Linked DNA regions of Homo sapiens: region 1 is linked to region 2. Evidence: chromatin contacts called from ENCODE Hi-C or POLR2A ChIA-PET data. All regions are on one chromosome and are shown on one strand. Each heading gives the region's core, a stretch centred on a gene start or an enhancer-like site at or near the end of the contact. The rest is flanking DNA. Distances are from core to core; before and after follow the strand shown.

Evidence for each region. A loop is a pair of places that touch in the nucleus more often than their neighbours do. ChIA-PET counts read pairs that join two places held with the same protein, here RNA polymerase II (POLR2A). Pooled maps may share reads with other maps.
Region 1: a map of gastrocnemius medialis shows a loop between it and region 2 (6-fold over the local background). The contact joins two enhancer-like sites. A Hi-C loop is called at or near these places in 5 of 168 maps with a recorded cell type or tissue (Caco-2, IMR-90, dorsolateral prefrontal cortex and 2 more) and 7 of 50 pooled maps. POLR2A ChIA-PET finds 5 or more read pairs at or near these places in 6 of 52 experiments (B cell, Caco-2, HepG2 and 3 more).

The regions. Positions count from the first base shown.
Region 1 is chr22:27,650,375-27,653,074 of GRCh38, reverse strand. No RefSeq gene overlaps it. Among named protein-coding and RNA genes, the nearest start is that of CPMER, 63 kb to the left of the region's middle. Within about 2 kb of position 1,393, at least 5 of the 41 ENCODE cell types and tissues checked have a DNase peak (open chromatin) inside an H3K27ac peak, as active enhancers do; they include gastrocnemius medialis and psoas muscle, where a contact is called at or near this core.
Region 2 is chr22:27,685,322-27,688,021 of GRCh38, reverse strand. The region is part of intron 4 of CPMER (cytoplasmic mesoderm regulator); the gene reads left to right. Among named protein-coding and RNA genes, the nearest start is that of CPMER, 28 kb to the left of the region's middle. Within about 2 kb of position 1,286, at least 17 of the 41 ENCODE cell types and tissues checked have a DNase peak (open chromatin) inside an H3K27ac peak, as active enhancers do; they include gastrocnemius medialis and psoas muscle, where a contact is called at or near this core.

The DNA of each region.
Region 1 (2,700 bases), core at 144-2,643, 35 kb after region 2:
ACCCAGGCCTTCACCTCTGCTTTCTGCAGGCTTTGGAGAGGCAAAACTCTCATGTCCTAGAGAACTTTGCCCGTGGCCTCTGCCTATTTGCCTCCCCACCAGGGAGGACTCAAGTCTCACCCATGCCTATAGAGCAGCCCCCAGATCCCTAAAGCCGTGCATTAGTGGGAGGGGGCAGCTCTGTGGCAGGGCCAAGGGCCAGGGCGCTAGGCCCTGCCGTATCTCAACAGGGATGTGTGGGTTTGGTGGGTAAGAAGTCGAGGTGCTTTAGAGGTGGGGCAAGGACATAAATGTTTGATCCTGCACCTTGTTCCTGACCCTGCGACCGTTCAATACCTGGTCCTGACCTCACCCCTGGGTCCCTGGGTCTGTATACTCCCCTTTCTCACTATGCTCCTAAATTTCTCACATCCACCAGGTTCCTGGATGAGTGAATGTGGTGCAAAGGCCCTGTGGTCCACACAGTCTGGGGTCCTTTTCCCTTCTATTCTCACATGTTGGTTGCTGTGTGTGTGTTTCTGTCCCGCAAGCAGGAAAACATGCTTCAGTGCCTGTTTGTTTTTGTTCATGTACGTGCAAGGGCCCTTGTGTCTTCATGGTGGTGAAGAACATGAATGCTGCTGCCAGCCTGCCGTGGGTTCAAATCCCAGCTCTGCTAGTTACCAGATGTGTGACTTCAGGCAAACCATGTAACCTCTCTGAGTGTCATCTGTAAAATGGGGATGAAAACAGCACTTAGCCTTGTTGTAAGAATTGAATGAATAACACAGACAAACTGTTGAGAAGAGCATTTGGCCCATGGTAAACTCTTGTAAGAGATAGCCCTGGTGAGAATGGTTTGTGGGTGTGGGTGTGTGTACATGTAAGTATGTGTATCTATGAGTGGATGTGGCAAATTGGGCCCAGAATCTTATGCAAGCAGGTTCATATATTACGCTTGTGTTTTTATACCTGTGTGAACCGCATGTGAGCTGTACATGTGTGATGAGTAGGTCAGACCTGGTAGACAAGAGACTCTTGCAAGGAGTGGATTTGTGCTTGCTTAAATATTTCATATCAGTGTTCATTCAATTGATTAACAATTCTACTCTTCGTGTAGAAGAGTTTGTAGGAAAATATAACTTGCTCTTTTTGCAGGAAGTAGTATTATCTGCCTGAAGACCCACTAGAAAGAGGGACTTCTCTTGCCCCTTCCAGCTTGGAATCAGGGACGTTGCCCCCTAGGCAGGAACTAGGGAATGCTCACGTGCCCAGGGTGGGCTGGTAAGGCCCTTTGCTCAGCCTGTAACTATGTATCTGCAAGGCTGGCTTCAGGAGCCTCTCCCTGGGTCCACTGGGGAACCACCTCCCTCTGGTGTACTATGAAGGCCAAGGGAGGTGTTGGCCCCAGTCCTTCCCCCTGAGTGTTTTTATTCTGTCCTGAGGTTCACATTTCAGTTTTAAATTTAGCCACTCGCGAAGCCTTATGTAACCCTGGCAGATTTGTCTTTCCAACTCTGGCTCCTGTGTGGCAATTGGGGCCCGCTCCAGCCTTTTTGGAAAGGAAGAGAATCTAAATGATCAGGAGAGGAAACAGAGGGGCCAAGAGACCCTAAAAGTTCCCCTCAGTCTCTCCCTGAGACACATCCCATTTCTTAATCATTTCTCTCTTTTCGAGAGCCTCTATGCCACCTGGCCACTTCCCTCCTTTTTTTGATCACATGAAGCTGGTGCCAGGATACTTAACTGGAAGTCATAAGATGCAGGTTTGAGACCTGACTCACCTCGGGGTCTCTACATGACCTGGGGCAAGACCCTTCAGCTCCGTGGACCTCAATTTCCCCACTTATCCATGGAGGCTTCAGTTCCTCCCCCCTGGTTGTCTCTGAGGGCACCATGTGGATTCAATAGATGGGAGTGTGTTTATGAACTGTGATTCACTTACGTCTTCTCTTGAGTTTCCCAGAAGCCCTGGCTCTAGAAATCTTTATTGATTAATTTGTGGCTGGGAAGGGGAGTATGAGGTATGGTCAGGGGGCTCAGAAGGGGGCTTAACTTTTGTTTCCTCAGAGCCTGGCAGGCACATAGAAGGTGCCAAGCAGTTGGTGGTTGAATGGATGACACCTTCCTGGGGTGATCATTTTTGGAATGTGGCCCACCCAAGGTCACACAGCCGGTGAGGACCAGCTGGTAGCTATTCTCTCTGCTGTGAGGGCATGGACCCTGGTGGGTGACACCAGCCGCCATTGTGCATGTCCTATGTGTGCGTGTCCAGGAGGCGGGGGGTGGGGGATTAGCATTCATAGGGCACATGGCCGCTAGAGGAGGCTGCCTGGTCCCCCGTGGGAGGCCGGATGTTCCAGCCATTGGGCCAGCTTGTCTCGGGAGGGGCGAGAACCTGACACCCCCAAACACTTGGTCCTGTCACTCCTGGAGGATTTGGTGAGCTGGTGGGTGACTTGGTCGGGTACATGCTGAGCTGGGTGGCTGGGAGGTAGGGAAGTTGGTACATTCCTTGTGAGCCCAGCACTGCAGGACAGTAGGACATGGCACATAGTAGGTGTTTCATAAATATTTTTATATGAATAAACAACCAAAAAATTATTGATCTCATTGCCTAAAACCTCAACCAGTCTTCCATAACTCAATATATATGTTCCTCCCATGATCTCAAAACCTAAATTCAGAAACCTGGGAGTCATGCTTGCTTTCCCACAATGG
Region 2 (2,700 bases), core at 37-2,536:
TTCCAAGGGGTGACCTGGAAATGACTCAAGAGTTGGGTAGTGACCCAAGAGTGGGTTGGAGCTGGGGGTGTGTACAGGGTATGTCTCCTTTCCTTGAGCCAGGGGCGATGTTGGTGCTGGAGGCTGCATCATTCCCTAGACCAAGTTAGTCCAACCTGGTGCCTGCAGGTCGCGTGCAGCCCAGGATGGCTTTGAATGAGGCCCAACACAAATTTGTAAACTTTCTTAAAATATTATGAGTTTTTTTTTGCAAATTTTTTTTTTTAGCTCATCAGCCATCATTAGTGTTAGTGTATTTTATGTGTGGCTCGAGACAATTTTTTTCTTTTAATGTGGCCCAGGGAGCCAAAAAATGGGACGGCCCTGCCCTAGACAGAGGGTAACGACAATGATTCCCGTTGGAGCACTGGACACAGAGCAATGATTCCCGTTGGAGTGCCGGACACAGAGCAATGATTCCCGTTGGAGCACTGGACACAGAGCACTCCGTCCCTGTGATCACATCTAACCCCTAAATAGCCCCAACAGGGCATTTTCATTATTACCATCACTCATGTCATGCACAGGTGAGGAAACTGAGGCACAGCATGGCTCCATGCCTTGCCTAAGTTCTCACAGCAAGGCAGGAGCAGACCCAGGCCTTGAACTCAGATCTCAAGGTGAACACGGTCCTCTTGGAGGCCAGGGTCACACCAGAGGGTCCCACATGCAGGGACGGGGTAAAGGATTCTCCACTTGCCCCAGCAAATTTTCAGACACCAAGGCCTGTGGGACAAGGCCTGGCTGCTGTGAGGCTGAATAAGCAAACCAGTGGAAGAACAAAGAAGAATGGTTCTTTCTGGAACCTCTAGTTTGTTCTTTGAGCACATTAAATATGCCCCTGTAACCTTGCTGACTCTCTTCATTGGCTCTGTAAACCCTCAGTGGCTGTCGCGGGCATTTTTTGTACACACTGTATTTAACACAGAGCCAGATGCACCAAAGGGCTCAGCATATATTTGTTGAATAAAAGAAAGAAAGCCTCAAGGGAAAATTTATCTAAATTACAACGATTTTTCCATTTGTGCGTGCAGTTGTGGACTGTGGAGGTTGACAGAGCTCCTATGAAGTACTAGGCCCAACTTGGAGTCTTCTCATAGCCCTGGGAGGCAGGTCCCACTGATATCTCTGGTTAATAGACAGGGAAACGGAGGCACTCCCCTGTGGCTCTGCATTGGTCGAGCCGGCCTGATTCTTTGTCCCTCCCACTGTCTGCTGCCTGGCACTGCCTCTGAGTCACAAGAGGCTGAAAGTGACCTCTGGGCGTCTATAATTAGGCCCTGCCTGACGTCAGGGCAGACGGATTTTCTGGCTTGGCCAACGTCGGCCTATCGTTCACTGCGTGCCAGGCACTGAGTTAAGTCCATTACATGCATTCCCTGACACTTGCAGCAACCCCACTAGGCCCCCATTCTCCAAGGAGAAAACTGAGGCCCAGGAGGGTCATGCCCTGGCCTGAGGTTACTCAGCTGGGAGGAGGTTGAGGCTGGATTTGAGCATAGACCTCTGCAGCTCCGGTAGCCACCAGGCTCTGTCAGTGATCAGTGGTAGCTGTATATTTCTAGATCAAGGGAAGGTTTCAACTGAGCCAGCAGGACAGAGGTGTGCTGAGGCTTGGTGGGCACTGGCCATTCTCACCTCTGACCACTGGCTTCCTAGCTTACTCTGCTCCTTTTTCCTCTTTCTCTAATTTTTTCCCACCTCCTGGCCTTTGCACATGGCTTTGCCTTTGCCTTTGCCTGAAATGCCCTTCACCCATATCCTCCTGTGTCCAGCTCCTTCTTATCTATCAGGTTTCTGTGTAATTGTCACCTCCTCCAGGAAGTCTTCCCTGACCACACCTGCTTCCAGTCTGTTGAGTTATTTTCTTCTTTGAACTGATCTCCAGGTGAAATGATCTCTACCTGTTTATTGCTTGTTTCTTCAACTAGATGTGAACTACATGAGGGCAGACTGTGTCTCTCTTGTTCCTTATGTCTCCAGCCTCGGGGACTCAGCTTAGCACAAAGTAGTTGTCCTAAAAATAGTCGTTAAGTGAGTGACTAACTGAAGGTGAGGGCTTCCCGGGGCAAGAAGCCACCAGGTTGGATGAACAGGTGAACATCTATGGGGACAGAGCCTCAGGTTGCCTGTATGCCCCAGAGCGGGATCTCCGCCAGATGTAGGGGGTCAAGGAGTAGGATCCCGCCTCTTGGAGAGGGAGTCTGGGCTCTGTGCAACAGGGCACTGAGGACAGCCAGTCCAGGTCTGGGACAGTGTGGCCTCTCTTTTTGACATGGGGACATCAGACACTGGTGGCTCCTGGGTCAGAGCCAGTTCTGGATTGTGGCCTGGGTGTCCTGATAAGCCAACAGCCTTTGTCAGGCCGAGCTCCAGGGACCTGCCTGGTGGAGCAGGAAGGACTTGAAGGTGGGGTTGCCGGAAGGTGAGAGACAGGTGTGACCTGGGGTAGGGAAAGAGGGATGTTTGTCATGACTTGGCCTGGCTGCCTTCTTTCCCAAGGCCTGGCGTCTCCATCACGCAAGCTTGTTGAAGGAATGAATGAAGGTATCATCCTAGACAGACCCCAAACAAACAGGAGATGCTCAATCTGGTTCAGCGTGCTTCCTAAGAGTTAATGCTTCTTATTCTTATAACAACCCACGAGTTGGGTCCTATCAT